Regions from separate parts of the Mus musculus genome. Here all the other regions are linked to region 3. The links are chromatin loops, found by intact Hi-C in ENCODE. Cell type or tissue: gastrocnemius. All regions are shown on one strand. Links, peaks and the distances in the headings refer to the core of each region. The heading gives the core; the rest is flanking DNA.

Region 1 (6,405 bases), core at 906-5,905, 320 kb before region 3:
CTAGTTGGCCTGATCCTCTTGTGGACTCCCATCTTTCCTTAGGAGTGCTAGGCTTAGATGTGGGCCACTGCATCTGGCTTCTCACCTAGGATCCATGGATTGAGCTCAGGCTGTAGGCTTGTGTGTCTGCTGAGCTATATCCCTAAATCACATTGTGTTTTTCTAGAAGTTTCTCCAGGGCAGAGACTACTCTTTTTTTTTTTTTTTTTTTTAAAACAGGGTCTCATTATGTTCCCCAGGCTCCTCCTTCATCCTCCCCGAGTGCTGGGATTACAGGCACAGCCACCTTAACATCATACTCAGCAGGGAACCACATATTTAAAGCACTTTTGAGAACAAAGCAGGGTAGCCATCAGGTACTGGGGATGTGTAGCTTAGTAGGAGAGCATGTGCCTAGGATGTGCAAGGCCCCCAGTTCAATCTCCAGTACCAAAACCAACCATCACCAACAAAAATCCCAGAGTCCATTTGGGGTCCACTTAATACAGGATAGTTGGTTCATATATTCATTCATTCATTTCTCATTAGACATCTACATCTTTACTGGTGAAGTCCTGAGAAAGTCTTGTAATATATGGGACACACAGCCCTGGCTGTGCTCCTCCCCCATTTCTCTGAGGGAGCTAGCCTTTTGGCCTGTCCCTAATGGTTGCTACAGTCATCTCTTTCAGAATAGGGACACTTGTTATTTTTATTGTTTTCTTTCTTTCTCTCTCTCTTTCTTTCTTTCTTTCTTTCTTTCTTTCTTTCTTTCTTTCCTTCTTTCTTTCTTTTTTTCTCTTTTTCTTTTTGAGACTGAACTGGTTTGTTTTGTCACAATTTACAAATGTAAAAGTGTCATGGAGAGAGGAACTGGTGTTAGCTGGAGCTAGGTTCTGTGCTTGGCACTCTGTCTGCATTAGCTCATCGGTCCCCACACCAACTGTAACTGAGCAGTCTAGGCCGGGAGCCAACACTGGCCTTCCTAAACTGACAAAGCAGAGCACATTACCTGATGTGTCTGAGCTGTAGCTGGCCTGTCTCTACAATGGGGATATTACAGCGCAGCAAGGGCTGAAGTGACTATATGAACAGTACAAACGATAATATACAGAGAAAAAACCATTTAGTATGGTGCTCTCCCAGTGCATTGTAAATGCCCAACAAATGGTGGCTTCAAAACTAACTTGGTATTATTTCAGTTTTATAATCTGGATCTAGAAGTTACTTAACATGCTAATGTGTAACAGCCCTTAGAACTCCACGTATGTCAGATTCCCAACTTAGTAAGTGTGTTTCTCATTGCTAAGATAAAGTACCCAACACAAGGAACTTAGTGGAAGAAGGGTCTCCCCTGCCTCACAGTCTGAGGGTCAAATCCATCATGGTGGGAAAGGCATGGAGGCTGATAACCACTCTCTGGGATTAGCTGGGGAGCAGAGGAAACAGAAGTTCTCAGGTTGCCTCCTCCTTTAGAGTCATGCTAAGAGGCAAGCCTGTGGCTGTGGTGCCACCCACACTCAAAGCGGGCTTTCCCTCTTCAGTCTCTGGAAAAAGCCTTATAGACCCATCCAGAGGTGTGTTTCCATGGAGATTCTAAATCCTGTCAAGTTGACAAAATTATCCATGCTCTAACAAATGCATTGGGGGAAAGTAAGACAGCTGTTGTAGACTTGTGAAAGTCAGACACAATATCAAGAAGAAAATAAGAATTCCTGTAGTCTCCTGTGTAATAAACACCTTAATTTATTTTCTTTTGCAAATCTATTTATTTTTACGTTTTGTGTATGAGTGCTGAATTGAGTCTATGCACCAGGTGCTTGTAGAGCCCAAGAAGGCCAGAAGAGGGCACTGTGTGCTTTGGAACTGGAGTCACGGCTGGGTGCTGGGAATTGAACCCAGATCTTGTGAAAGAGCAGCCAATGCCCTTAACTGCTGAGCTGTCTATACAGCCCCCTTTAATTTCATATAATATCTTCTCTATAGCTTTTATTTAACAGGTTGTTAAGTTATACTTAACCTGTACTTAAGCGTGTACTGTATTTGTTCTCTTGGCTTTATATAATAAACATTTTTGTCCTATCATTAAAATATTATTGAATCCTGAATGACTGTGCAATCTTTAATTGTCTGAGTGCATTAAGCTTTGTGAGCTATCCAAGCACAGCATTTTTTTAAAAATCCTATTTGTTTGCTTGTTTCTTTCTCTTTTTTTTTGTGGTCTTTCAAGTAAGGGTCTCACTATGTAGTCCCTGGCTGGCCTGGAGCTCACTATGTAGCCCCAGCTACCCTGGAGCTGACTATATAGACCAGGCTGGCCTCAAACTCCTAGATAACTGCCTGCGTCTGCCTTCTGAGTGCTGGGATCAAAGTTCTGCGCCACCATATCAGACTCCATATTACTTTTTTTTTTTTTTAAGATTTATTTATTTAATGTTATAAGACACACCAGAAGAGGGCATCGGAGCCCATTACAGATAGTTGTGAGCCACCATGTGGTTGCTGGGAATTGAACTCAGGACCTCTGGAAGAACAGTCAGTGTTCTTAACCACTGAGCCATCTCTTCAGCCATCCATATTACTTTTTAATAGCAGAAATATGCACATATAAGCTGGGTGGTGTGGCACACATCTTTAGTCCCATTGTTCTAGAGGCAGAGGCAGGTGGAGCTCTGTGAGTTCAAGGGCAGCCTGGTCTACATGGTAAATTCCAGGACAGCCAGGACTACACAGAGAAACAAACTACCAACAGCAGCCCCCCTCCCCAAACCCACCACCACCAAAACAAAAACCCAAAGCTAATGTTTGTGGAGAAATCTTTCCATTTCTGTCTGACATTTAAAAAAATTTCCATGAAAATTAAAAAAAAAACCCCAATGCGTGTATTTTCGTGTGCTTGTGAGTGCACATGTCTCAGGCTCATGCGAGGTTGGAGGACGTCTTTGTGGAGTTGGTTTTGTCTTTCCACAGGAGATTTGGGGCTCATATGTAAATCATTAGGCTTGCAAGGTGAATACCTTGATCTGCCCAGTCTTCTCACAGTCCCTGTCATGAAAAATTTCAAACACATGCCAGGGACAAAAATGAATGGAAGAACTTCCGTGTACCCCCTTACCCAAGCGGATCAACAATTACTCTAGCAAGCAATTACTCTTGCCTAATTTCGTTTTCTCTTTTCTGATGTCAAGTTTTGGGATACTTACACTGGTCTGTTGTTTTGTTACTCTGAGGCAAGTTTTTCCACCTTTGTAGCTCCTGTTGGCCTTGACGGTGTTCCTCCTGCCTCAGTTTCCGAACCATGAGGTACATGCATATAAAACCATCAGGCCGCATTCTGAAATAGGATTTTCCCCCTCAGCTCCAGCCTGAAGATAAGTCCTTAACTGTATAATTACTGGATTCTGGGTTAGAAATACCTTTTTAAGATTTTTGGCTTTATTTTGCCAGGAATGCTTCTAGAAAGGTAGTGTGAATTTGTACCCTCAGCAACTATGCAAGAGAATGCTGGTCTGTTCTGATTGCACCCTGGATTTTATTGGCTGTTCTGCATAACACCTATGTGCCTATGTATATTAATTTACATGCTTGGAACTCCCCCCTCCTCCTCCCCCTGCCACCCTTTTTTTTTTTTTTTTTTTTAAAGATTTATTTATTTATTCTATGTAAGTACACTGTAGCTGTCTTCAGACACTCCAGAAGAGGGAGTCAGATCTCGTTAGGGATGGTTGTGAGCCACCATGTGGTTGCTGGGATTTGAACTCCTGGCCTTCGGAAGAGCAGTCGGGTGCTCTTACCCACTGAGCCATCTCACCAGCCCACCCCTGCCACCCTTTTTTGATTGCTAGGCTTCTACTGAGAAAATATCTGATGGCTACAGCAGAACAGACTCTCCTGAAGAGGCCACAGGAAACCTGTCATTCTTAGGAATCCCAGCTGGGCTTAGGGCCGTTTTTCTAGAATCAGGTAGCTATGGCTCCTAGCTCAGGGAGGAACTTGGCAGTCCCATGCCTCATCTAAAGGGCAGCCACCAGGGGTCAGGATGGGGCTAGAGATCCTGACTCTGGGAGAGAGCAGGAATGGCTGGCAGCCAGACACTGCATTTCCTCCGTCTGACCGCTGCTGGCTGGTGGCACAGCTAAACCTCTACTTGCCAGATCACGATTCCAGAATGCTCTGCAAAAGGTATCCTTCCCTGTTTGGCTGCACCAGTGTTTATCAGCTTGATGAGCAGGGAGCTAGATAGCCCGGACTCTGAGAAACCCACATGCATGCTCTGGCATGCATCCTTCTGAGTGCTTCCTTTTCTAACCCCCATGCTTCACATCTGTATTAAAAACACCTTTAATAAAACCAGGCTCTGTTTAATTGGCTGGCAGAAGCCACACTGCCAAGAGAACGGAATTTGCTTTGTCTCTGTACATGTTTCTGTAGGACCGAGCTCACCGTACAGCAGGAATTTTAACTTGACAGCCTTGAGCTGAGGGAGCTAAGGATGGTTCCGACGAACTGTGAACCCTTTCAATTTCTGTGAATAGTGAACGCATAGAGCCTTCCTCTCTGGGGAAAAAACAATAGCTTTTATGAGATTCATGCCTCAGGCAGCCCAGGATTTTATCATATCTTTCCTCCGTCCTAAGCCTCTTCATTTCCTGTGGCGATTGTAAAGAGCATAGGGGGTTGGAACATGGTGTTCTTGGGGGCCAGGCTAAGGGACTGGACTTTTCTAACCACCCAGAGGAACTAGGAAAGAGCCTGGGTTTTCCCTGGGATTCGATGGAGAAAGGAAGGGATATTCAGTGGGGGCTAGGATGGATTTGGATACTTACCTATATAGGTACTGGGGCAAATTAAGTGGCTGGTGTGTAGTGGAGGATTAGGAGGGAAAAGGCTGATCTCAGGCTAAATGGTCTTGGAGCCTGTGCCTTTGAGTCCTGAGTGTTGGGCCAAATGCCAGAGGTAGCAGCCAGCAAGACCACTTACTACCAGGATAAAGCTTTAAATCTTGCTCCATCTAAATCTTTCACCCTGGGCAAGTATGGCTGGGAGGTAGCCTTAGTTGGTGTAATACAAGTTTGCTCTGTAGAAGAAAGAGGATCTGGGACCTAGAGTGCCTGAAGGCTCAACATATCAGAAAATGAAGAGAAAAATTCCAAACACTCCAAATCCCAATAGGAGGGTTTAATCTTATTTCATACTAGTCGTTTGTATTTGTACATGTAGGTAAGAGGAAGATTCAGTGAGTTTTGATCATTACTCAAGTTCACTTAGCAGCTGGAAGGAGAGGAGGAGGTAGCCAGAGAGGACTGGTGTTAAAAACACAATTATACAGAACCAGAGAGATGACTGAACCAGGAAAGGGACTTACTGTGTAAGCCTTCCATGTCAGCTTGAGTTCCCAGAACCAATATAAAGATTGAAGGATAGAATTGCTGTTACAAACGTGTTCTGTGATCTCCACACATACGCCACCACATACACACCCACCCCCTATCATGTACACATAATAATAATAAAATACAAGTTAAAAATCTAGAAACTTCAATTATGCAGGGATAAATGTAGAAATGGCTTCAGACTTCAGATTCTGGTTTCTAGCATTTCCTATGGCCCTGCGGTTCACCTATCTGCTTTCCCAGGGGGGAATTTTCACCTTTTGCAGCAGCAACTGCTGCTCCTCGCAGAATTTCCTTGTTAAATGAAAAACAAGCAGGTGTTAAGACTGATTACCATCTTGTTGACTTGCAGATGAAAATAGAAAATTGGGAGGGGGGGTGACATCTTCGAAGAAAAATGAGAACAACTGTTTGAAGTGGTATGCCAAGAATAAATGAATACAGGCATGGTGATACGTGCCTGTGACCTCAGCACTTAGGAGGTGGAGGCAGGAGGATCAGGAGGTCAAGGCCAGCCTCTACTACACAAGAGTTGAAGGCCAGGGAGCTACAGGAGACCCTGTATCAAACCAACGAACCAACCAACCAACCAACCAACCAACCAACCCACCCACCCACCCACCCACTCACCCTAAAGCAGGAGAATATGTTTCTAGGTTAGGAAACCTTTCCTTCTGTCCTAGGGGACAGTAGAGACCTATTCTCCCTTTGCCTTGTGTGAGTCCTTTGTCCAGAGACAGCAATCACAGACTCTATTCCCACTGTTTACACACCAAGTCCTGTGCAAGGCTGCCCTTGGCCTGGATTTGTTTTTGGACAAGAGTAAGAATATTCACATAAGGAGGTCAGCTCCATTCTCCCACTTTTAAGAGGAAATCTTTGCATAAGCACATAAACCTTCCACCCAATTTCTCATCATCCATTGCTTGCCATGGGTGTTGGTGCCAGATGCAAGTGGGAAGTGAGAAGGCTGAGGTCAGTTTTAGTCTTCACTGAGGACCAGGAAGCCAGAATCCTCTACTGTTCCATTTCC
Region 2 (6,405 bases), core at 772-5,771, 290 kb before region 3:
GTCATTGTGTCTGCAGGCACCAATTATAGCAACCGAGACTTGTGCCTAAGACCTGTTTGGTTAGGATCAAGACAGCCCAAATCCCAGCATGGGGAGGGGAGGGCTCATGAGGTCTCACTTTATCTGAGGAGTTATTGGCAAATGATGGCTTCTGAGGTAGGGGAGTCGGTGTTCTTCAGGCATGTGGCCCTTAAGGGGCTGCCCATGCTCCAGTAGCTGCTCATAATACATGTATAGACGGCCCTAAGTAGACTCAGTGAGAAAAAAAAGAGCATGTAAAGTTGGAAGGAAAAGTGGTAGAGGAGAGGAAATGAGGGTAGATTTGATTAAAACACATTATATGCATTTATGAAATTCTCAGACAATAAAATAAAACTGAAAACAATTGCACAAGAGAAAGTGTGTTTATTTTCCCCTCAGTACTAGGGTTGAACACAGACAGATTCCTGCACACTTAGGCAAGTGCTGAGCTATCCCCACTCTCCTCCTTTAAATTTCACTGGGACACTAAGTCTCTGGTTTTCCCAGGCTGGCCTTGAACTCACCATGTAGACCAGGCAGACATTGAACTTAGAATTACCCTAACTCAGCCTCCCAAGTAGCTAGGATTGCAGGCACATGTTATGCCTGATTTAAAGTGCTAACTTCGCTGAGACCCCAGACCAACCAAGCCCGGTTTTTCTGTAAGCTTGTTTGTCCGTCTTTTCCTTATTCCCTCACTTACTGGTCAGGTCCATGGCCCTAGAGGGGCTATGCGTGGACTTGGCACAGCAACATGCTAGGCATGAAGGCCATGCTCATAATCCAAGCACTCAGGAGGAAGAGACAGGAAGATTGTCAGTTCAAGGCCAGCTTGGGCTACATAGTAAAACCCTGCCTCAAAAGTTCTTTACTCTTTTCTGAACAGAGTACACAGTTTATAAGCTGGACTTTTTTTTTTCTTCAGATCAGTTAATAAGTGTCACCACTGTTTACTAGAAAACTATCATCAGGAGTGTGTGTAAAATATGGCGGTTGCTATATGAGGCTGGCAAGATGGCTTAGTGGAAATCGATATCTACTAAATGATGGAGAGGGAGGATCAGTCTTACTCTGTAGCCTGAGTTTACCTCCAAAGGTGTTTGGGTCTATTTCTGAAATTTTGCTTTTATGACTTCAGTTGTTCACGCATCAATGCAACAATGTTTTAATTATGGCTGCTTTATTCAAAGCCCTTTATATTCTAGGGTTTTTCTGTTATCTCTTGAATGGCTTTATTATTCTCGAGGCTCCTGGTTTAGTTGCCCATTGCTCCACAACAAAAGAGCCTGCAACCCTCAAGCTAGAGAACACATTGGCTCTGACCTGCTGGTTCCAGCTCAGTGCTCTCATGAGGTTGTGGTCAAGCTACCATCTGGGCTGCAGTTGTCTTCACTAGACCAGGGCTCAAAGATTAGCTGCCAAGCTGGCTCACTGAGTAGATGGCTGCAAAACTCAGGTCTTTGCTTCCTGGACCTTGTCATGGGTGACTCTCAATGTGTTAGATAGGACTGAGCCAATACGGAGACAGGAGGGCAGGGAGGGCCCAAGATGGCACTCAGCTTTTTGTCCTAATCACTCAGAGGCAAGACTGGTTTTTTGCCAGTTGGTCTGAAGTCAGTGGAGAACACACAGGGTGAGGATGCTGGGCAGCTGCGGTCATGGGGCCATCTAAGAAGCTGGTGTTCCGGGTCTAGCTTGTTTCCCTTTTCACTTGATTTACAGTCCTGGGGTCTCATATCGTCTTGAAAGCCATCAATGCCCCAATTGCTGTCCTCATCACTGAGTGGTCCTCCTGAGCACACACCTCAAGGCACAGTGCTTTCTCCGTTGACCTCACCATGTGGCTTTTCTCGTTGCTCTCAGACGGACCGGGCCCCACGCTCATACCATTCTGCACGTCATTTATCAGAATCGTCCAATCAATGGCAAACCTAATTGTACTAATTTTGAAACTCAGTGGGGAAATGCTCACCCAGGCTCTGCCTTCCTCATTTTGGTGTTTTCAGTACTCAGCATAGTTCCGGGCTTGACGTATGTTTTCCCTAGGACAGCCTGAGCGATTCATGGGTACCAGGAACTCCAGCTATTGATTTGGTTAGTTCCAGAGGTCTGACCTGGGAAAGAGGAGCCAATTCAGTGGCTTTGCAGCTGCGGCCTGTGGCCTCTTTCTGGTGCTGGCAGAAATGACTCTGCAGCCTTGTGGCCAGCTCTGCCTCTCCAGCCAGCTGAGCCCAGAGCTGTCTTCCCGCCCATCTTGGCTTGCCCTGTTTGGGGCCTGGAGCCTGCCTGAGTTCTGAGTCTGTTTCTGATATGACAGTTTATCAGGGGGGAGAGTCCTTGGGAGGGAGGTGTGGGGGCTCCATCTACTTGTTGACAGGTCTGCCCTTCCCCCAGCTTCTGCCCTCCCCAACTTGGGTGAGGCCCTTCCCCACATTCCTGAATTATGGGACTGTAAATTCCACCCGTATTGGAGTTTATTCAGATAGAATCGGCAGTCCCAGGAAATCAGCTCTGTGACAGCTCGTGAGGTCAACCCAACACATTCACAGCCCAAGGTTGGAATGATGTGGTCTGGGACAAGGCCTCATGGCTATACCAGGGCAAACGACTCTTGGAGCGGAGTCTTCATGCCTTTTCACTTCATGTCCCATCGCTTTCTCTCTGGACTTGTCTGCAGCTGTCTGTTGCTGTTGGTCGGTCACGGAAACCCTCAGGATCACCCAAGTCACCTCGGCTTTTGGAGGAGCAGAGGAGCTGAGAGGGGATGACAGGAGCCCAGCAGCATCCTTAAGCTCTCCGCTGACTGTCAGCATTTTAAGCATTGTGTGCTTCTCATTTTCTCCTTGAGTTTTTTTTTTCTCCCTCCTGCCTGCCTTCCTCATTTCCGCCCCACTTTTCTCTCTTTACTTCCTTGCCTCTTCAGGACTAAACATTGAGCCCAGGACCTCACATATGCTAGGCAAGTGTTCTACTTCTAGTTTATAATCCCAGCCTCTTTTTTAATGTTTATTTTGTGACATTGTCTCCATAAGTTGCTCAGGCTGGCCTTGAGTTCACGATCCTCTCACCTCAGCCTCCTGAGTAGCTAAGGTTACGGGCCTGCACTACGAGGATCGACTTTCTCCCCTAATCTTTCTTTTCTTTTTCTTTGCCCTCTCTTTTTGCTTTGGACCTAGCATTGAAGGTCGTTGGCCTCTGATTTGGGGCTGGTTTGAAAGTATGTCCATTTGGCTTCTGCACTCTCAAATCTATGCATCTGAATTAATCAACTTGGACAGGCTTAGAGACCACTGCAAAGGGGATGGATCTGCTGTCAGCTCGGCTCCTTCAGACTGCCTTGGAATAAAGTGTGACTCTGGGGGCCAGTGAGTGAGGGCTCTCTTGCTCCCTCTCTCTCTGGGTGAAAGGCACACGGCATGTAAGGAGAACCAAGCATAGACAAGGCTCACCTCCTCTCTGCAGTCTGTTTGCTTGCACCAGGCTAGAGCTGTTTTTCTAGTCAGTGGGCTAGCTTCTCTGTAATACCATCAGGCAAGCTCAGACCAGCAGGCCAAAGGAAATTTCCTGAAACAGGGCGGCTTCTCAGACATGTTATAACGCAGGCATTCCAGCAGGGGGTGCTCTAACACACAAAGTGTGAATCCTTTTTCTCTTGGGTCTAGTGGAGGAGCCTTGATTCTCTGTTCACTTACCCTCACTGTGTGGGGTTAATCTGTGTTGTGGCTTGGGGAGAAGAATCCCCCAGAGGGGTATTAGAATATTTAGAGCCCCGTATTTAGAAAAGGTAGATCAACCAACATCTGAAACCCCCTTAGCCCCTGGAAATATAAGACTTTCAATGTATTTCGTAGAGAAGAGGAAGGGACAGTTCAGAGGGGAAAGGAGGAAAACTGAGGGGTGGGAGGAGAACAGGGTAGGTCCAGTTTTGGAAATAAAATATCAAAAGAAGCATAATTTGGAAGCCAAGGCTGAGCCTGCCAACGTGAAGAGTTTGGTTGCCTTCATGAGGACGCTAGCTACAGACCAGAATTTAATATAAAATTTCTCTCCATTGCTGGAGCAGCACCCATCTACTTATAATTTATAGATATCAACTCTGAACTCAAGGGAATTGGGTTATGCAAGGGTTGCTAAGGAACAAGAGCAGACGTAGTAGGTAAGGCAGGGGTTGCTTAGTAACCAGGAGTCCCTGGGTGATGGAGTGGCCAGAGTAGGTTTGGAGCTGACAGGAATCATTCACATTGCGGTCTCCTGCAAGCTCCTTCAGTCTCTCGGCCTGGCATTGCTGGAGTTCACCTCTCTTCTGGTTGCCAGTCCCCAGGGGCCCTGGATTAATCCTGTCCCCTACCACTCTCTCCCTGTCTCAGTGGGAAGCTAGTCCTAGATGGAGTACAAGCACATGGGACCCTCATATTGAGAGACACAGGAGCTGCTGGGCTGATGTGGAGCTGGCACAGTTGGATTTGGGTGAAAGAAGACCTTGTAGACAAGCTGCCCATAGTCTTCCAACTCGTTGTGCCTGAGACTCCAAGGCCAGACCCTCCCCCTGCCTCGGTATCTGCACATATCTGTGGGGGCATATCTCTTCCCTCACGAGAGGCCTCCTGGGGCCCTGGGTCTCTATGTGGAGTTACCTGGCTTGGCTGCACGTGATGGACCTGCTTCAGAGAGCTTCACAGCCTGCTTTTTAAGTCACAGGCCCCGTCTCTGCCCTCCAGACACACAGGTGTTCGCACTGTTCCCGACTCCTCTGGATGCTCACACTACATACTCCTTTTCACCATTTCTCTCTGAAGACGAGGGTGTCTGTCCTGGCTAGGGAAGCCATGTCTTCCGAGGGAAAGCTTGGGTTTCCTAAGTCCTACTTCTCGGCAGCTTCCTATGCCTGAATCATTCACATCCTGCGTGAGCCTCTGGACACCGCGGAAGCCGGCAAGCAGGGAGGAAGCTTCCGATTCAGTCCCAGCTCCGTTTCTTTCTATCTTGCAGCAAAGGTGTGGAAGTGTCTTCAGCAGTAGGGGTGTTTTAAATTAACGACGGGGTTTTCCTAGGAGGCACGCTTAGACCAGCTGGCATGGAACTTACTCAGTAGACCAGCCCAGCCTCAAACTCACAGAAATCTGCCCACTTCTGCCTCTCAAGCACTGGGTTTAAAGGCCTGTGTCACCACGCTCAGGCAACAATAAGGTCCTACCATCTAGTTCCTAATGACAACCGAGAGTATTGGCAATAGTCTATAGTGTTTTCGGGGCCTCTGGGGCCTCTCTGACTAACAACTCATAAGGAGATATCCCTGGCACTGAGACATAATCCTAATTAAAAAAAAAAAAAAAAGAAAAAAGAAAAAACTAAAAAAGCCTAAACAAAACGAGGCTATAGACCTCTGGGGATTGTCTGAGTTAGGGTTTTATTGCTCTGAAGAGACACCATGACCAAGGCAAGGTTTATAAAGGACAACATTTAATTGGGGCTGGCTTACAATTTCAGAGGTACAGTCCACTATCATCATGGCAGGAAGCATGGCAGCCTGCAGGCAGACATGGTTCAGGAGAAGGAGATAAAAGTTCTATATTTTGATCTGAAGGCAGCCAGAAGGATACTCTTTTCCATACTGGGCAGATCTTGAGCATAGGACCTCAAAGCCCACCCCTACAGCCATGAACTTCCTCCTCTAAGGCCACACCCACTCCAACAAGGCCATGCCTCCCAATAGTGCCACTTTTTATGAGCCAAGTATATTCAAACTGCCTCTGGGTCCTCATGAGTACTTTTATTTAAACTGACACACAACACCAAACTGCAGTCTAAAGATTCATGTTTATACATACAGACAGTGCCAGTTTCATTCGAGAGAGACTTTTTTCTTTCTTTCTTTTTTCTGTGGAGGGTAGTGAATGCAGAGATCCATTGCAGTTCCACGATGACTGAGTGCTTCCCCCCAAGTGGGTACCGCCCTGTCTAAGGCTCAGGGAATATTGTGGAAGAGAGAATATAAGGAATTTAAGAGCCAGGGAGATAAGTAGGAGAGATATAAAATGGTATCTTTAGAACATGACACAGCCATTGTAAACAGGATCTCACAGCAGCTGTGGTGGCCTGCCCGGTGTCTGCATAGGCTGAGGCTTGTTGACAGCCAGTCATGGGTCACCTGGGGGCTGCTAGGACACCATCCCTGATGATTCTAGCAGAGGGAAAGTCATTGCCCTCAGAGAACCAAACCGTAGACCCAGCAGGCCACAGTGGACAATTCCAAGCCTGTGGACACACAGAGGGTCCTGGTTAAAACCAGCGGGTGACAAAGCAAACAAGGAGTCATGAATGTGGGACAGGGGAGTGTGGTGGGAAGGAGAAAGTGGGAAAAATATAAGGTGGGTGAGAGTAAGG
Region 3 (6,405 bases), core at 941-5,940:
GTAACCACAGGAATATATAGTCTATATAATGATATAACCACTTTTAATAATGAATATCAGGTTTTTGGATGCACCAGGGATAGGAACAGGAGCAGAAGCTAGAGAGGCAGCAGAGGACAGGGACCACAAACACAGCAATTGTGGGGATGTCCTTGGTTCATTGACAGAAATGCCAGGTTTCTCTCTTCTACCTAAATTAGCACTGAAGAGTGCTGGAGCTATTCCTGAGGAAAGGAATGAAGGATGGTAGCTGAAACTCCAGTTCAGACATAAATAATATCTTCTTGTCTAGAGAAATGGCTCGGCAGTTGCTGCTCTCCCAGAGAACTCAAGTTCAGTTCCCAGCACCCACATCTTGCGACTCACAACGACTCCAGCTCCAGGGGACCTGATACTCTCTCCTGGCTTCCATACATAGGCGCATACAAGAGACACAGAAATAAAAATAAAACAAACTTTCTTCTCTTCTAGAGGACAGCATCAGAACTGTGTCTCTAGATTTTCGTAGTGAAAATGGATAATACCCAGCAACCCACTCCAGCCCGTCTCCTGAATGATTTTAGGCTTACCTTCTCAGAGGGGTTGATCATACAGCAACAGTTTAGGCCCATTGAAGAAAAACCCGTGTCTTCTGGGCAAAAGGATAAAGTCTCTAGCCTTCATAGAGGCCTAATATTCCAAGCTACCCAAAACCTAGACCAGTTAATCCAGATGGGCAGGTCAGTAGCCTGGCGAAGAGACAGCCCTCAAACCACGCAAGGGAGACAGGTGGAGTAGTCATCCCTTCAATAGAGAATGGATTTCTTTTTCCTTCCCAGAATTCTTGCCCCCTCGTGCAGTTCCCGTGATGCTGGCCAGAACCTAAATGTGCTTTTTCTGACACTCCCTTACTCTTTCTCTAAAGCTACACACCCGACCATGTGGCTGCCACGTGGCTGTCCTTTGTGCTGTCTTAGCTCAAACATCATATGGCTTTTGGGCCTCCTCTCCACTCTCCTCCCAACAGCTTCTGACATTTATAGTTGCCCTCCTCGGGAATTCTTTAAACACTAATAAAACTGTCCCCTTTAAATAAATTTGGGTTTCACTTGACTTTCAAACCTTGCTTGCCTTTATTCTTTGATTGTTGGAGAAAGTGAGCCCGTCCTTACACCACTAGGTTTTATGAACAAGAATTCTTGGGATGCTGTGCCTGTGCCTGCAGCGGCTGATTGGCTGGCTCGGTGGTATGGGAATGTCAGTGGTTTAGGAAGTTGAAATGCTTCAGATCTACAGTTCAATTACAGTTTATCTTGAGCCATGTTTAGCCTCCTAACAAGACATCTCTTACCCACCTATGTGTCAGACCTAACATCTTGATTAACAACCTTAAGAAAAGAAAAGATATATTTTTCTACCAATAAAAAGTCTAAGAATGCTATCAGAGAACACGTGAGGCCTATAACTGAGATGCTCCACCTGGCTGTGATGCCTCTCTGAGCTTTCTGCCAATGTGTTTCCAAGAATACCTTGATTTGTAACATTTCTTTGTTCTGTTACTATGAAAGCTTCTAGAATCTGCTTTCACATCGGAAGATGGAATTTGGGGTAACCTAAATGTGTCCTCATACCATGCTCATTCATATTTGGCTCCAGAATGAATCTTATTTCCTGTTAAGGTGAGGTCTGTGGTTTTGCACTGACAGTGGTATCAGCAGACATCCATATACACTCAAGTGTACCCCCCTTTCTTCATAAGCGTACTTAGAAGCCGAATTTCCGAGACAAAGGACCTGAGTCATCCTGGCCTCTAACTCTCAAGGGCAGCCAGGGCAGCAAATGCCAGCAACCACCATACAAGCCAGGCTATTAAAATAGCCATCATATAATAGTGTGGGTGCTCTGTCAGTGTAGACACGTGCCTGGGGTTGTGTGTGCTGCCGCTGCTCCTGAGAAGTCTTGAGTTGCAGAGAGATCGGATGTCTGAGACGTCTATGACTTCACAGGTTAGCAGATCTACGCTAGTAACTTCTTATGGTGTTGGGAATTGAACCCCCAGCCTCAGACATGCAAGACAGTAGTTGCTCTGCCGCTGAGGTAGACCCACAGCTTTCTTTAATCATTTCCTTATGGTTTGCTCACACGGCTGTTGGCAAGAAGCTTCAATTCCTCAACACCAGACATGTCCATCTACAGATGTGTCTACCTGAATGTCTTCACAGCATGGCCGTTATCCCAGAGGTGATGGCTTGAGAAGAGGCCTCAGTCGCATTAACCCTCACACTCTGACCTTAGACAGCACAAATCGTCAAGCTTTACCTTTCGAAGAAAACAGCATCAAATATTCATAAACACATTTTTAAGCCACTACATACAGAGAGAAGGATATTTTCCTCAATACAACTGGCCAACTGAAAGCAAAAGCAAAAAGAGGCTTTAGTTTTCCTAATTCTTTTGTAATAAGGATCTATTCTTATATTTGAATTAAGACAGAAATGTTAGAATATATTTTTTAACTGGGAATATAACTTTTGAATTTGTGGCAACCAAAGAAAACTTGTGGAGTGTGAGATGTCGTCTAGGGCATCTGCATTTGTTGCTTACTGTCCCCCTCTGCCTCGGTGTCTCCTGGCTAACTTCACCTTCCAGACACAAAGAGCGAGAAGCAAGATGACCATTCCTCCAGCCTCTCACTCAGATGGCCCATCGTTTTCCTAGCACAGAAACAAGGAGTCAGATGACTGCATGCAATTTGAGAAGTGAAAGGTTTGGGGAGAGGGGGTTTCGGGGGGGGTCGTTAGAACTGTTACTTTATTCCTACATCTTCATTCAGCCACAATTTTATTTAATGCAGAAATGATCTTCCTCTCATTAGTGGCTTGGCTGCAGGCCCTGGCTGGGACACAAACATCCCAGGAATGTTCAAGAAGACCATTCCATCTGGGCCTCTGAGTCCATTCCCCATCTTTATCTTTGTAGTCTCAGCAACTAAGGCCCACCTGAGAATCTCGACAGAAACAGGGAACATGAACACATGGGTCAAGATCTGGCAATATCCGGGCAGAGAAACCACAAGCAGCCAGGCAGATCTGTCCTCCAGGGGACTTGGGGCTCTCCTGAGAGTCAAAAAAAGTTTCTGCCCTACCTAGTCCTTTGCTGACCCCTTCAGGCAAGGGAAGGAACTTCAAGCCACGCCCATGCCTGACCCTGCCTCTACACCTTTTCCCCAGGCTTCAGGGTCTCCAGACTCCACAAAGTGTGGGAGTCCAGCCTGTCAGAGAAGCAAGTAAGAACAAATGCGAGCTCCCCTGCTTTCAGCAAGTGTTTTGTGTATGCAGATAGCCCCTCACTTTGCAGCCTGAGAACTAACAACGCCGGGGGCATCAAAGACATTGCTAAAGACACATATGCACACAGGTACACAGGCCATATTTAAGTCTGTGTTTCTCATTTGTTTATGATTCTCCCCTTTGGAGGAGCTCATATAACGGATAATACCCAGTCTTGAGATAATTTTGGATTAGTCGGCATGGCTTCCACATATTGAGCCCCTGCTGGTGTGGAACAAGGCAGCCACCACAGAGGCTTAGACAACAATAGCCTTACCTGACTCCATCCGCTACCTCCCCCATCCTAAAGCCTCTCTCTGACCCCATCTGCCGGCATAAAGCAGCTTCTAGTCTCCTGCTTTTCTGAGGAAGAACAGCGAGACCAGAGCCTGAGATCCACAGAGCTTAGAAGGTCCATCCTCCCTTGGGAATCAGAACACTATAGCAAAGCTCCCTACAGGTGGCTGTACATGTTGGCTGGGATCTGAATCCTACAGAGTAATCCAGGTGAGGATTTTCCCGAGACTTCACTATTCAGACCAGAGCCATCATTAAAGATAAATTAACAAACCACAGATTGAAACCTCTATGATAAGGATTGGCTCTACACAACATGGCCGTCTCTCTCACAGTCGCCTGAGCTTTTTCCTCGAGACAAAGGCTGGCTTGTGTGAGAGAACGCTAGATGCATGTAAGCTGATACCCTGAGGATGCTTTAAAATTCTGCACAAGAAAGCACACAGCTAATGATTTCTGCACAGCGAGCTTTTTCCGAGAGTGTCCAACCTGGAAAGTGCTCCTTCTCTTCAGGAGCCAAGGCTGCCTATAAATCCCTCCGTGCAAACAGAAAGGGATAGGCTATTTCCAGACAGCAGGTAATGGGCATTTTTTGCAGAATGAACAATATGCCAGCTATGGGCAAGCTACATATTGGTCCCAAAGGTAACTATATTAGTCCTTCAAGCCTGTAACTATTGTCTTCTGTGATTAAAAAAAAAATACTTTACATGTATGATTAGGTTAAAGATCTTTAGATGGGGATATTGTTCTTATTTATCTGACTGGGTTCATTTGGGTTGGGTTGGGTTGGGTTGGGTTTTGGTTTATTGGATTTTTTGAGAAGGGTTTATTTGTACAGCTCTGACTGTCCTGGGACTCACTCTGTAGACCAGGCTGGCCTTGAACTCACAGAGATCCACCTGCTTCTGTCTCCTGAATGCTGAGATTAAAGGTGTGCACCACCACTGCCAGGCATAACCAGGTTCTAATGTACTCACAGTGTACTTAAAAGTGAGGGAGGAAAAGAGAAGGTGACTTTACCATGGGAGAGAAAGTATGATGCTCCTCAAAGATGAGGCAGTGTCTCCAGCACACAAGACAGAAGACGAAAAGAAAACGGACTCTCCCCTAATAACTCTCAGAAACACCAGCCCTGTCAACACATTGACTTTATCCTGAGATTAAGCTCAGATCTCTGACCTCTGGAAGTATAAGAACTAATATATTGTATTAAGCCAGTAAATACATGGTGAGTTATCACAACTGCAATGGGAAACTAATACGCTGTGTTTAGCCCCATCACAGCGTGTTGCTTTTACCAGCTTCCTTGGGGTAGAACCGAGACATGAAATTACATATGTTGAAGGTGCACAGCTTGATATATTGGCATATGCATTCATTTCTTCCACACTTCCAAAGCTCGTCCACACTCCCTGTAACCGCTGAGGCTCTGGCCTTCCCACAACCACTGGCTTATGTCCTGTCTCTACAGTAGTGGTAACATGGATCATGAACTGTAACACTTTTATCTGACTTCTTTTACTTAGCCTAGTTGTTTTGAGACTTGTCTGGGTTGCTGTGTTTATCAATAAGTCTCCTTTTCTGATGTGCACTGTATTTGGTTTATGTAGTCAACTGCTGGTTGTTTCCATCTGGGGCACTTGATTGTTTCCTTGAGATGGAGCCTGGAGGGTTGTTCAAGTTGTCCAGGAACTCGGGTACCTCCTCACTCTGCCTCCTGCTTGTGGGATCCTGAGCACATATTACCATATCCAAAGGGGTTTGTTTGGTTTTTTGTTTTTTTTTTTGAGCCATTTTAAATGAAGAATTTGCTATGCAAATTCATGTAAAAGTCTATCTGGGCTTCTTGTTTTCTTTCTTTAAAAAAAAACAAAAACAAAAAAACAAAAAAAACAAAAAAAAAACATATGGGTGCCAGCATTCTTTAGCAATCTGTTTCTTTTTTTTTTAAGATTTATTTATTATTTATTATATGTAAGTACACTGTAGCTGTCTTCAGACACTCCAGAAGAGGGCATCATATCTCGTTACAGATGGTTGTGAGCCACCATGTGGTTGCTGGGATTTGAACTCTGGACCTTTGGAAGAGTAGTTGGGTGCTCTTACCCACCGAGCCATTTCACCAGCCCTGCTTCTTGCTTTCTTAAGTAAATATTTATGAGTGCTCTGATTGAACCATGTAACAGATGTGTGTGTGTGTGTGTGTGTGTGTGTGTGTGTGTGTGTGTGTGTTTCTCTTCAAGACACCGCCAAACTGTTTTCCAGAGTGGTTGTTCTGGAAAACACTTTTATGTTCTCAGTAACAGCAATATTTCTCACATATTTTAAAAACTCATTATTTTACTACTTGAAGAATATCTTCACCCCTAAATAAGGTAAATAAACTTAATATTACTGTAGTGAAGGATATGGCTATAAATGTCACGTGAAGAGATGAAGATTAGAGAGAGAATAAGAATAGAAAGAAAAATAGACAGATGAGGGAGACAGAGGGGAGGAGCAAAGAGGATAAGAAAAAAAGGTCAGGGAGAAAACCAAGGAGTCAGCCGGACCCCGTGGGGATGTCATAATTAGCCAAGGGACTGTCTTCCAAAGGTGTACATGAACTTAGGAAAGCAACCATGCCTACTGCCTTCATTACCATCTCTTGGCCTGAACCCTCCTAGGAAAAGGACACCCTGGTGCCCAGTGCAAGTAACTATAAGGACAACCCACCCAGTGAAGTGGGGTGCAGCCACCTATGTAGAAACATCCAGAACTGGAAGGCATGGAGCTTCAATAATTAGCACCTCCATCT
Region 4 (6,405 bases), core at 774-5,773, 170 kb before region 3:
ACCATCGAGTGAGCCTGTTACAGAGAGAAGGTCTGATGGGGAGAGTTCAAGTGGATCTTGGGCCTCAGCAGAAAGTGCACACAAGGCTGACTTTAATCATGTGCTGATGTGCTTGGTCAGGTGATGATCTCTGAACAAGCCAAGGTCCTCCACTCACTAGTCCCATTATGGCCATCAGTCACTCCCTGTCCCCAGCTTTCCCACGGCATCAGTATAAGGGCTAATGTTTATAGTGTGTGAATTCTCACCTCTGCTCATTAAGGCAGACACTGACACATTGGCTTCCCCAGCATCCTTCCCGTGCTCTCTGATCTGTTTTTCTAGAGCATGCTATACCCTGGGCCAGTCTAGGTAGTGAACAGCACAGATGAGATTGTCCTGGGTATTCCTGGAAGCCAGGAAGACCACCAAGTCCCTTCTGCACAGCTCTGGGGTCAAATGGAGAAGTAGGCCAACCTCCAGCCCCTCTCTGCAGCCCCTCTGGCCTTTGGTGTCTAGGAAGTAGAGGTTCTGGATGACCTGACAGCCCTTCATACCATGGTCTGGGTCCAGATGCTGAACATGATGGGAGGGGCCTTGCCTGCCAGGGTGAGGGGAGAAATAAGGTCCCCAAAGCTACCTTGTTCTCTGCTATCCTCTGGGACACTTGAGGAAGGAGCCTAGGAAATGAAATGTCCCAGGGAGAGGAGGTAGGAGTATGTCCCATGTGCTAGTTTCTCTTGGCACATATTTTATTTAATAGATGATGATGGTCATGGTGGTGATGATGATAATGATGATGGTGATGATGATGGTGGTGGTAATAACGGTGGAGGTGGTGGTGGTGAAGAAGAAAAGAAGAAGAGAAGAAGAAGGAGGAGGAGGAGGAGGAGGAGGAGGAGGAGGAGGAGGAGGAGGAGGAGGAGAAGGAGGGGAGGGGAGGGGAGAAGAGATGGAGGAGGGGAGGGAGATGGGGAGGAGGGAGAGGAGGGGGAGGAGGGGAGGAGGAGGGAGAGGAGGGAGATGGGGAGGAGGGAGAGGAGGGAGAGGGGGAGGAGGGAAGGGGGAGGGAGAGGAGTGATATAGGGGAAGTACTTTGGCAGGCTTGAGTATGTCAGAGGGCAACTGTATCCTTCTACCTATCTATGTGAGTCCTGGGGCTTGAACTCGGGTCATCAGGCTTGCATTATTGGACAGCAAGACTCTTTATCTGCTGAACTATCTCCCCATCTTCTTATCACTTCCTGAGCCACATGTCCACATTTCCTCGAAGGGTGTGATCAACACAAGGACAGAACATTTGGAGGGAATCTGGCCACTAGGGGTGGGGGCCCCCTATCATCTGTGATGTGTCCTATCTTGAGAGTAGTGAAGCAGTGGCAACTGTAAGGGACAGGCTCATGTGATGCTATCTCAAGTGAGGCCACCCTCAGTCCCTGGTGAGGCTGCGCCCCACCTGTGCTCTTCTTGATCCCGTGGACAGCCTAGTTTGCTTGGGTGAGGTTCAGAATCCATGTTACTGTAAGTGGATCTCTCTCCTGGGAGATTGGCCTTCCTGGGTGGTGGACCACTTTTTAGGCTTCACACAGATGGTTGTATGCCCCCAGGTCATGTGCTCTGGAAATCCAGCTGCTAATTAGCCATCATGTGGCTGGCTGTGGAGACTTGGAGCTTCAGCAGAGGAGACAGCATCAGGACCCTCTGAGGTAGCTTCTCCAAAGAACTGACCTCTCCCAGGAGGCCCTAGCACCACCTCATCCTTGTTTTTCCTTCACCTTCTTACTCTCAGCCCCATCTTTTCTCTTAAGAGCTAATTTTCTGGAAGCTTCTGGGGTTGGTTAAGCTCATCACCCACTTATTACACCTGTGTATCTTCACAAAAGGTTCTTTCCAATGCTCATCGTCACTGCTGGTATCTGTGTTCCTTGTGGGTCAGGGGAGGCTCATGGAGCGGATGCTAGGGTACGGTGGAAAGAAATACTGATCAAGTGATAATAAAACCCATCTACACACACACACACACACACACACACACACACACACACACACACACACGCTGGTTGCTGTTTGTTTTTTGTTAACTTGACTCAAACCAGAGTCCTCCAGGAGAGAACCTCAGCTGGGGAATTGCTTGGGTTGAAGTAGTCTGTGGACATGACTGTAGGGGCAGTTTCCTGATTTAATATTTCACGTGGGAGAGCTCAGCTCAACATGGTTTGGGCTTGTGGTCCTGGAACGCAAGCTGAACAAGCCATGGAGAGCAAGCCAGTAAGCAGTGTTCCTTCATGTACTGCTTGGGTTCCTGCCCTGACTTCGTCCATGATGGACTGTGATATAGACACGGAAGCCAAATAAACCTGATCCTACCCACGCTGCTGTCACTCATGGTGTTTATCACAGCATCAGAAAACAAACTAGGATCCTGGGTTGATTGCTTTTATCAACACATGAGCTTCCAGCCATGTAGTCTAGGAATGAGCAAGTGCTGAATCCAGTCTCTGCTTGCAGGCAATGTACCTTGGCATGAGTTCTTCTCAGTGAACAGCTCTTTCTAGCTCCAATCTCCTGGTTTAGGGGTTTTGCTTGCTTTGGGTTTTTTGTTTGTTTGTTTGTTTGGGTTTTTGTTTGTTGTTTGTTTGTTTTTCAGACTGAAGATAATCAAAACTACAAACTGCTTTCATTAGCCTGAAGGATAGAGTGAGTGGCTTTAAGATATCAAGCCCCACAAAGAGCCACCGTAACACAGATGAAAGATTTTTCAAAACCTCACAGCAGGGGGCACTATAGACCACCAGTGTTCCTGGAAGCCAGAGCTACTGTGGAACAAGACTTGGGAACTCTGTAGCAGAAGAGGACATCGAGGCCCAGAGAAATGAAGTGTCTGAGGGCAGCCAGTTCATGCAGGGATCTTCTGTGGGTCTCCTCGGCTCAGTTCTGTTTGGGCTAAGAGCCAGCAAGTAGCCTTTGTCTTGCTGGATTATCTTTCTATTTTCTTTTCTTTTTTTCCCCATATTTTTTATTAGATATTTTCTTCATTTCCATTTCAAATGCTATCCCTATACCCTCCCCCCACCCTGCTCCCTTACCCACTCACTCCTACTTCTTGGCCCTGGCGTTCCCCTGTACTGAGGCATATAAAGTTTGCAAGACCAATGGGCCTCTCTTTCCACTGATGGCAAACTAGGCCATCTTCTGCTACAGACATCTGCAGCTAGAGACACGAGCTCTGGGGGTACTTATTAGTTCATATTGTTGTTCCACCTGTAGGGTTGCAGACCCCTTCAGCTCTTGGGTACTTTCTCTAGCTCCTATATTGGGGGCCTTGTGTTCCATCCTATAGATGACTGTGAGCATCCACTTCTGTATTTGCCAGGCACTGGCAAACCAGCAATGGCCTGTGCTGTAAGATCAAGAGTCAACAAATGGGACCTCATAAAATTGCAAAGCTTCTGTAGGGCAAAAGATGCTGTCAATAAGATAAAAAGGCCACCAACAGATTGGGAAATAATTTTTACCAATTCTAAATCTGATAGGGGACTAATATTCAATATATACAAAGAGTTCAAGAAGCTGAACTCCAGAAATTCAAATAACCCCATTAACCATGGGGTACAGAGCTAAACAAAGAATTCTCAACTGAGGAATACCGAAGGGCTGAGAAGCACCTGAAAAAATGTTCAACATCCTTAATCATCAGGGAAATGCAAATCACAACAACCCTGAGATTCCACCTCACACCAGTCAGAATGGCTAGGATCAAAATTCAGGTGACAACAGATTCTGGCAAGAATGTGGAGAAAGAGGAACACTCCTCCATTGCTGGTGGGATTGCAAACTGGATTATCTTTAAACGCAGTCTTCCTGCTGCTTCTGTTTGGATTGTGCTCCTCTGTGACTCCCAGGGGGTTTGGGGAGAAACATCTGAGTTTGTGGCCAGGAGCCAGCACATTTGTTCTCCATAGCTTGGAGGTCCAGCAAGGGCCCCTCTTCTCCCACAAGTGAATATGCTCTCTCTCTCTCTCTCTCTCCCCCCTCCCTTCCTTCTCCCCTTTCTTCTTTTCATTCTTTAATTCAATCTTTCTCTTTTTTTCTGCATTAGCTATTTTTCTTTGTTCTATGGCCAACGTCACTGGCACCTGAGGGAAGAAGGTTTATTTCGGTTGGTGGTTTCAAAAGGATGTCTGCTCATCATGATAGGGAGGGCACCGTGGCAGGAAGGGCTTGGCTAAGGTTCAGGTGGTGTGTATCGGTAGCTTATTCATAGGTGTAGATCAGTAGAGAGAAAGGGCAGGCCAGGGTCAGGACAGCATAACAGTCAAAGGCTCACCCTCGCCGACTTGCTTCCACAGGTCAGAACGAAAGGCTCCATGGCCACAAGTTGAGGACCATTTGTTCAAATGTCAGCCTCTGGTGTTTGAGATTTAAACTTAACATTCTCCTTAGCTGTCAGAGGCCTAGAATACAAACACAAGTTGGCCTATGAGTCCTTTGGAGAGCTGGCTCCATGGCACATCCAGGTGAGGTACCTGTTGCCAGGGCTCATTAGTATAGAGCTCTGACAGCTATCAGCTGCTCCCAGACCAGTGCTTCTCCCGGCTAAGGCCTGCCTCCCACCCTGAGACTGACAGCCTCTCATTTCCCTGCAGCAGAGGCAGAGCTAATCTCTACTGGAGCAGTGCAGTGAAAGCCCAGCCTTGGGACTGAGCAGGCCATCTGCCTGCAAAGCCGCACGTCTTCCTGGCATCGCCCATGCTCCTTCTACAGTTCTTTCTAGGCCTGAGCCTCTGAGCTGTCCAGGTTGGAGACACTCTAGCAAATTCCTTTACAGGGGTCTGCAGGTATGGAGGGGGAAGTCAGTCTAATACAGGAATCTGGGATCCCTGACTGTACTTGCTGACCAGACATGCTTCTCACTAAGCCTAACTTTGTGTCGGATGGAATTAAAATCTGTAAGGTACGAGGGGCCCCACTCTATCCCTCCATACAGTGCATCCTCCTGGGGGCCTAAAGCATAAGATTTAGGGATGGAAGAGATGTGGGACTCTGTCCAGAGCATCAGAGTTACCGGTCAGGGTGCGTTAGGGCTTGGTGGAGACCTCAGTTCTAGTCTTCCATGCAGAGTTCAAGATGGTAGAGAACTTCAGTCCAGAGCTGTCTAGAAGTCAGCTCCATCATCAGGGAGAACACTGTGGTAGTAACAGGCCGTGGAGGATGTAGCTCTGGGTGGAGCTATAGCATAACCCTTGGGCCCAGATTGTGATTGGCTAGGAGGCTGAATGAAGGCCAGGCCTGTTAAGGTATCAATATCATTGGCCCCAGGGGTTGGGTAGAGAGTCAGTGGTAGAGCAGTTGCCTGGCTCATACAAGGTCCTGGGCTGTGTCCTTCACACTGTGAGGAAAAGAAGACAGAGGCAATTAGTGTAGGGAATGGCAGCTGATGCGTGAGAGCTGCTACTGAGAACTACTGAGCCTGAATCCACGATATTTTTCATTTGACAATAAACCTGTGAGCCTCCCAACTTGGCTTCCTGTGTGCAAATCCGAGCAGCTGCTTTCCCTGCAGACGCCGTGCCTGTTTCAAGGGTCCAATCCCTCTCTTTCCTAGGGTCTCCATCTCCAGGAGCTCCTTTCTTCATATTTGTCAATAACATCTGAGTGTCCTGAGATTCTAGTAAGAGATGCCTTGACTGAACAGCAGCAGCCTGTCCTCAGAAAAGCAGTGACACCAGGCAATTCACTCAGCTTTTTCCCTTCCAGACATTCCACCTAGAAATGAAGCTGATCAGAAGGGAATGCCCTCAGGGAATCCATCCTCAGCCACTATCTGTACCTGCCTGGGCTCAGTGTCCTCGGAAATAGCAAGGACACAGGAATGGGACAGAGAGTACCACAGCCTCCTCCTGGGCTCTCTGGAGATACCACTCAGTGTTTTCCAGACTCTGGCCGCCAGGTCAACATGGTCTGGAGGTTTTAGCTCTCCTGCTGTAAGTCTTGTTACCATGATGACGTGATGGCCTTCCTCTTGGGGCGATGGACCTAACCAGGTTCCTACCATGGATCACTAATGCTGGGGAAATGTAGGACCTTCAAAGGGTCTCAGGCCTCAGGAATCTTCCCACATAAGATGCTTTATATAGCCTAGTCCCAGGACCCCTCTGTCGTTGTCACCAACCACCCTGCTCACACCATCAGCTGTCACCCTTCCTTATGACTCTTTCCTTGGCTGTCCAACCTCTTGGAACCTTTATCTGCTTTTCCCAGTGGCTACTTGGAGAGAGGCTATTTGCTGAGGTTTAACCCAAAGCCATATTCATGCCAGGCAAGTGTTTCTTCACTGAGCCACACCTCCAAGTCCCAATAGATACTTAAACTGCTTCTGTGGCTTCCCCAAAGTCTCACTTCTGTGCGTTCCAAGAAATGGCCTTG
Region 5 (6,405 bases), core at 537-5,536, 280 kb before region 3:
CACTGAGCCACCTTTCCAGCCCTAGAAGAAGGTATTTTAAAGTTGGTTAGGAAGAGTTAACCCATGGAGGTAGTTACTGTAAGTCTGTTAGAAGTTTGGGAATATTGTGGGACTTCTTAGAACATTTAATTTAGTTGTAGCTTAATATCACAGTAACATAGTGATACAACTGGTTGGACCCAATTCATATTTTCCCTTATTAGGAAAGTCTTTGTTTAAAACTTTAAATATGGGCAAGAGAGATGGCTCAGCAGTTAAAAGCACTGACTGCTCTTCCAGAGGTCCTGAGTTCAATTCCCAGCAACCAAATGGTGGCTCACAACCATCTGCAATGGAATCTGATGCCCTCTTCTGATGTGTCTGAAGGCAGCTACAGTGTCCTCATACACATTAAATAAATAATATTTTTAAAAAACTTTAAATATTTGAATTTGAAATAGAAGTACCACCCAGATGGAGTTCTTTTGGATTTTTTTTTTTTGACAGGGTCTCACTCTGTAGCTCTGGGTGTCTTAGAATTCACTTTGTAGACCAGGCTGGGCTCAAACTCATGGAGATCTACCTGCCTCTGCCCTGAGAATGCTGAGATCAAAGGCGTGCACCATCATGCCCAGCACTACCATTTGGAAAATTAAAAATAAGGGTTTTTTCCTACTTAAAATTAGAATTTAAATTTTTTTAAAAAAGATTTATTTATTTTATGTATGTGAGTACACTGTAGCTGTCTTCAGACACACCAGAAGAGGACATTGGATCTCATTACAGATGGTTGTGAGCCACCATGTGGTTGCTGGGAATTGAACTCAGGACCTCTGGAAGAGCAGCCAGTGGTCATAACCACTGAACCATGTCTCTAGCCCTAAGTTTTAAAATTTTTTAAATATTAAAATGTAATTACATCATTTCCTCCTCTCCCTTCTTCCTTCCAACCCCTCCTGTGGAGCATCTTGCTCCTTCTCTCTGGAATTTTTAGCCTTAAAAAATAAATATCAATTAAATATCATATATATGCCTACATACATAACGCAACCTTTACAGTCAGCTTACTGTGACACACCACACACACACACACACACACACACATACACACACGCCTGTGTGTGTGCCTGTGTCCCGTCCCTTTTCTCTAGGCTGGAAGGAGTCTTGGATGAGACCTTTTTCCAATTAACTAAACCACCTACTTTTCTTTATCTTCTGGGCGTTTACTGTGAAAAGACTTTATAAACAATTTTGAATTTTTAGCTAATATGTATAAAACATCCATTATAATCACATTTATCTTTCTTTAATAAAAGTGGGTCATGTAATTTTTAAAATTAGTTTAAAAAAGTATTTATTTGTATATGAGTGAACTATCTTCACACACACCCAGAAAAGGAAATCAGATCCCATTACAGATGGTTGTGAGCCACCATGTGTTTGGTGGGAATTGAACTCAGGACTTCTGGAGCAATAGCCAGCTCTCTTAACCCCTGAGCCATCTCTCCAGCCCTTAAATTTAGTTTTTATAGAACATTCTGTACTTATTTTATAAGGAGATAATGAATGTTTTCCTGAAGGGGCAGATCACAGATTTAAAAAAAGTGATGGGAATATTTTAGGCTAAGAATATAAAAAGAAAAAAATCTTTAGTTAACTCAGACAATTATTATACCATTTTTATATCACCAGTATAAAAGACTGAAGATCACAGACACAATGAAATTTCCAGACAATAAGCCAACTTTTAAATAGATTTAAAACGTTTGTCCAATAAGGTTTTATGATAATTTTGTAACTTGAAAGGAATGCCTTAGGTAGGAATACTTTTAAAGACTTTCTATTAGTTCTTTGAGAATTTTCCATCATGCACCTCAGACCCACTCATTTCCCTTATCCTTCCTACCCTCTCCAGCCTTGCAACTTCCCGACCCACAGAAGGAAAAATATTCTCACTGTGGAAGCTGTAGTGTGTAGCAGTGTGTCACACAGTATTCCCTTTTGTCCACATGTCTTTGCTTGTAAACGTTCATTGCAATGAGTCTTTGGTCTGGTGCAAGGCCTCTGGCGTCTGCTACACTCTCAATATGGGAGCTTCACTGGGACTCCTCTCAGATATCCTGTGGTTGCCCTGTGTCATGGAGATCCTGTAGCTTTGGATCTGTAGGACCGACTCCTTCAAGCACTCTAGCAGTTTATCAATGTGGTGGATGATGTTGGGGTGAACCAATTCAAAGTCCTGGATCTGAGCCTGAGAGGCATCTGAGCTGGCTAGGCTGTCAGCTCACCCGCAGCCCAAACCACTAGGGCCTTATCCAGTTATGCAGTCCGCAAGGGGCAGAGCCAGCTCCGCGCTCCCCCCCCCCCCCCCCCAAGGTCCTTGAGGCCTGTTCACCCGCAATCCCCATATGCAAGGCAAGTTCTACTGTACTGTTCAGGCGAGGTTCCCAGCCTGCTCTCCTTAGTGCTGCCATAGGGGCACTGTCTGCTCCTCTGCTCGCATGCCCCCAGAGCCAGCTCTCCCACAATGCCCAGGCAAGGGTAGGGCCACTTTTGCACAGCCCTCTGACATAAACATGTCCTTGAGTGGCAGCCCAGAACAGAGATGTCTGCCTGGACTTTGGTAGTAACAAATCCCTGCTGCTGCAGGGCCATGGACCCAGAAGTGGTCTCCAGTGTCAGTTCAGGCCAGGGACCCTACCATGATCCCAGGTGGCACCACTGGGTACTCGCATCAGGCTGTTCCTTGTTACCCTTGAGTCTCCAGTTCTATCTCTCTTCATTGTGCCCACATCCTTCTGTTTCTCGTTCTCTTGCATTTCTCCACCACTTGTTTGCTCCTCTAAGTGGCTCCTGAGGTCTCTGAGTGTTTGGGGTCATTTCAGGAGTGTGCTCCGGAGCGCTATGTCCCACCTGTGCAATTCAAAGCCAATTATATTATTCGGTAGGGGTCATCTCTGGCATGGTCCGCCTGCCCCAGGCTTGCGCCGTACAAGACTGGTGGTCATCTCAGGCTAGCTCCCTTTTTGGGTCCCATGGGGTTGGACCGGTGTTGTCTCAGGCTCGCTCCTGTCCCCATTTGGCCCCATTTGGGAGTTGTCTGTCTTTGACTCATTCCTGCCTGGAGCTTGCAGTTCCAAGCAGGGTTTTTCTAGTCTCTGGCTCATTGCCCCAGGTGGGGTTTATCTGTTCTCCCTCCAGCTTGCTCCCCATCCTGGGAGCCCATCTGGACCTGTGCCCAGCCTGGTTGCGCCCAGCCTGGTGAGAGGAGTCGTCACAGGCTCCTCCTTTTCGGGGAGTTTTGACTACGAATCATTCAGCTGTTCATAGGTCAGAACAGCGAGCATAGACCTAGCCTCGCTCCTTTCTGCCACCTACTGGCACAACGAGACACAGCAGCCACACCTGCAGCGTCTCTAGGGGCAGCAAGAGTTTTTTGTTTGTGTGTGTGGTTTTTTTTGTTTTGTTTTGTTTTTTTGTTTTGTTTTGTTTTTGTTTTTTGTTTTTTGTTTTTTGAGATAGGGTTTCTCTGTGTAGCCTTGGCTGTCCTGGAACTTAACTCTGTAGATCAGGCTGTCCTGAGTTCTGGGATTAAAGATGTGTGCCACCACTGTCTGGCTTATATATATATATGTATATAATAGAAAAATTTCCTATGTCTAATACAAACAACATACAAACTCAGCATTAGGATAAATCTTTTTTTTTTTTTTTTACTTTTAAAGGTTCACCTATATCTATTTATTTTTAAGGAAGATCTCTTATTTTTGTTTTATGTGCATGATTTTATCGGCATGTATGTGTGTGTGCCGGATGCATGCTTGGTGCCCAAGGAACCAGAAGAGGGCGTCAGGTCTCCTGGAACTGGAGCTACAGATGGCTATTGTTAGGAGGGGTTTCCTGAGTCCAGCCATCTAGGGGATAAGTTCCACTAAGATCAAAACTGAGTTCATGTTCCCAGGACCCAGAATCAACTCCTATGCCGCGTCTTCATTTGTTTTATGTCTGTCTGTTAACCGGTAAAGGATGTACAGAGGGAAGATGCTTTATCCGGTTGCCTAAACTAAGGCACATGAGTCATGAATGTGCTGCCTCCTCTAGACTTAACTGACTACCTGCAGCTTGCCCACTCCTTTGTTCCTTTATCATTCTAGATTCCAGGTCAAAGTCCATGAGGGGACCCAACTCACTGCAAAAGCTGACTCAAGGGCCCTGAAACCAGGTGACCCAGATAAGGCCCAGTCACCAACGTTAATTGGTCAATGCAACAACCCAGCCCTGTCCCCCTTGCTTTATGTTCCCATATTATAAAAATCTTGTCTAATATTCGGGGACAAGGTTCAGATGCTGAACTGGCTGCCTCCCTGAGTGCTCAGAAAACAAAGCTTTCATCTTTAAGCTTTGGTATCTGAAGTGAGTGAGTTTTCTTGGCTTCCACCCGGATCTGAACAGTTCCAAGTCATCTTGTGGGCACTGGAAACTGAATGTGAGTCCTCTACACAAAAGGAACTCAGGCCACTAGGCGTGGTGGTAAGAGCCACTTGGCTTTTCCCACCAAGCCATCTTTCTGGTTGATTATTTATTTATCCAGACAGGGCATTTCAATGTAGCTCTGGTTGTCTTGGAGCTCACTATGTAGACCAGGCCTTGAACTGAGAGATCCTCCTGCCGCTCTCTCATGAGTGCTGGGATTAAAGGCATGCACCACCACTGCCTGGCCTTTTTGTTGTTGTTGTTGTTGTTGTTTTTTTTAATTTTCCATATTCTTTCAGTTCAATTTGCAGTGTTCAAGTATAATTAATTTATAGTGTGGCAGAGATGGTTCCTCTCCACTTTATCAGCTAAACCCTCTCAGGTCACATGCTTAGGGGGTAGGTACAGTTCCCAACATCACTCCAAGAGTAAAATCTTAACTGCAGTGGCAACTGAATTGCTGCTTAGGCTTGTCATGAAATAGTGTAGTAGCTGGTTAGGCGGTTGTTCCTTTAGCTCCAATAACTACCAGGAGCAAAGGAACAAGGGTTGTATGGTGTGTACTAAGACACTTGCTATGAGAGAGTTTCTGGGTTCAAACTCCATCTCAGAGAACCTGACTTAAGTGTGAACTCAGGTAAACTAACAGGCCAGTATCTAGCGTCAGTTTCCAAGTTACCTCCCAGCAAAACCCAAGCTTAGCTCTAGTTTCTAGGCTAACTCCAACAAGACCTAAATCTCTTGGTTCATCTCCCCCAACAAATCCAGCATTTCCAGGTTAATCCAACAAGCCTGCCCCCTGCCTAACACCCACCAATGCAGAGGGAAGCCGAAGTTAAGTCTATGCTTTGACTCCCAGCACCAGCCAATTATGCTAATGGCTCAGGAGCTCTCCAATCAGAGGCTTGTTGGGCTAGAAACACTCATTCCCTGCTTGCTGCTTTCTATAAAACCTTGCCCTGACAGATGCTCGGGGCTCCTCTCCACTAAAATCGTCCTGGGTGTTGGTGGCTTGATTGCATCAGATCAGCTCCTGTCTGGTCTTTTGAGGTTCACTTCCTTGGCACTATAGTTACTAAGGCTGGAATGGATAGGCTAATGATAGGTACTAATCAGCTGAGAAAAATAATCAAACTGAGGAAAGCAGGTGGAAGAAGAAAGTGGCGATATTGTTAGAATCCAAAGTTCAAGGGTTACTATTAAAGCGTTTGGAAGCCACGTTGAGTCAAAAGAAGAGGGGCTGGTAAAGAAGAGGTCAGAGAAGCAGAAAATGTGTTATGAATTGTGCATAGCATGACCAGCAGAGCACACACTTAGAGTAGGTTCAGAAGAAAACTGCATAACCATGAAGCCTACCAAAGCAGTATCCGAACCAAACATCATTCTAGTCTCTCTTAAGAGATTCATGCAAGAGTGAAGATTTTTAAAAAAAGTAAAATAAAAGTACACTAGATAAGAACTCTGATGACAGGACAGTCCGAGTTGCTTCCTTGATGGAACGGATTGCTTTGATACCTGTCAAAACTGTGTACTACACGTATCAAACTGTGCGAGTGGAAGAGGGAGAGTTTGTAATCCAGGCCAAACCTATGAAACCTGATTTATGGGTATCCAGTTTCCTGGTAGGGTTTAAACAAACGGCCTTTTGATCAAGTTTCTGTCCCTGGACTGGGTTCAGCAGTTTCTCTCTCAGTCTCTGCTTTGTTCACTAGACCAGTAAGTGACGCTCACCTCCTGGTTTCCCTGGGGAGTCAGGGGCAACCTTACATGCACCTGCCTGTACTGATCCAGCATCTCCCTGCTCATGGTGTCTCCAGTCATCATAGCTGGTCCCTCCCCAGCTAGCTTTTCATGGGGTCTGTAAGAATTAAAGTGGGCAGAGAGGATGGAGAAGAAGATTGAAAGCTCAGATTGACCTCAGTGGCAAGAGCAGAGTTCCAGGGTCTGGAGAGG

The links. A loop is a pair of places that touch in the nucleus more often than their neighbours do. Peaks named below come from ENCODE experiments on the same cell type or tissue, not always from the same donor. Only the 100,000 strongest peaks of a DNase experiment are listed, where the experiment ranks them.
Region 1: a loop joins it to region 3, with 7 times the contacts of the local background. A loop is called at or near these places in 18 of 42 quality-filtered maps.
Region 2: it touches region 3 in a loop (7-fold over the local background); 17 of 42 quality-filtered maps call a loop at or near these places.
Region 4: it touches region 3 in a loop (8-fold over the local background); 25 of 42 quality-filtered maps call a loop at or near these places.
Region 5: a loop joins it to region 3, with 4 times the contacts of the local background. A loop is called at or near these places in 4 of 42 quality-filtered maps.

Annotation. Positions count from the first base shown.
Region 1 is chr14:55,118,103-55,124,507 of GRCm38, forward strand. No RefSeq gene overlaps it. Among named protein-coding and RNA genes, the nearest start is that of Jph4, 4.4 kb to the left of the region's middle. In gastrocnemius, for the core only: CTCF peaks have their summits at 1,815 (motif pointing right) and 4,021 (motif pointing right); DNase peaks (open chromatin) are centred at 942, 1,833, 4,038 and 4,930; H3K4me3 peaks cover 381 bases.
Region 2 is chr14:55,145,058-55,151,462 of GRCm38, forward strand. No RefSeq gene overlaps it. Among named protein-coding and RNA genes, the nearest start is that of Gm46455, 6.5 kb to the right of the region's middle. In gastrocnemius, for the core only: a CTCF peak has its summit at 3,633 (motif pointing right); DNase peaks (open chromatin) are centred at 1,512, 2,233, 3,637 and 4,298; H3K27ac peaks cover 1,176 bases.
Region 3 is chr14:55,435,492-55,441,896 of GRCm38, forward strand. It overlaps Gm52145 (a long non-coding RNA gene), which reads left to right and starts at 3,676. Exons shown (of 3, transcript XR_003951215.1): 1 at 3,676-3,815. In gastrocnemius, for the core only: a CTCF peak has its summit at 3,147 (motif pointing left); DNase peaks (open chromatin) are centred at 2,912 and 3,145.
Region 4 is chr14:55,268,588-55,274,992 of GRCm38, forward strand. No RefSeq gene overlaps it. Among named protein-coding and RNA genes, the nearest start is that of Dhrs2, 50 kb to the left of the region's middle. In gastrocnemius, for the core only: a CTCF peak has its summit at 2,747 (motif pointing right); DNase peaks (open chromatin) are centred at 2,795 and 3,908.
Region 5 is chr14:55,158,203-55,164,607 of GRCm38, forward strand. The region is part of intron 1 of Gm46455 (a long non-coding RNA gene); the gene reads left to right. It overlaps Gm23596 (a small nucleolar RNA gene), which reads right to left and starts at 3,406; the gene lies at 3,277-3,406. In gastrocnemius, for the core only: a CTCF peak has its summit at 3,355 (motif pointing left); DNase peaks (open chromatin) are centred at 2,569 and 3,285; H3K4me3 peaks cover 262 bases.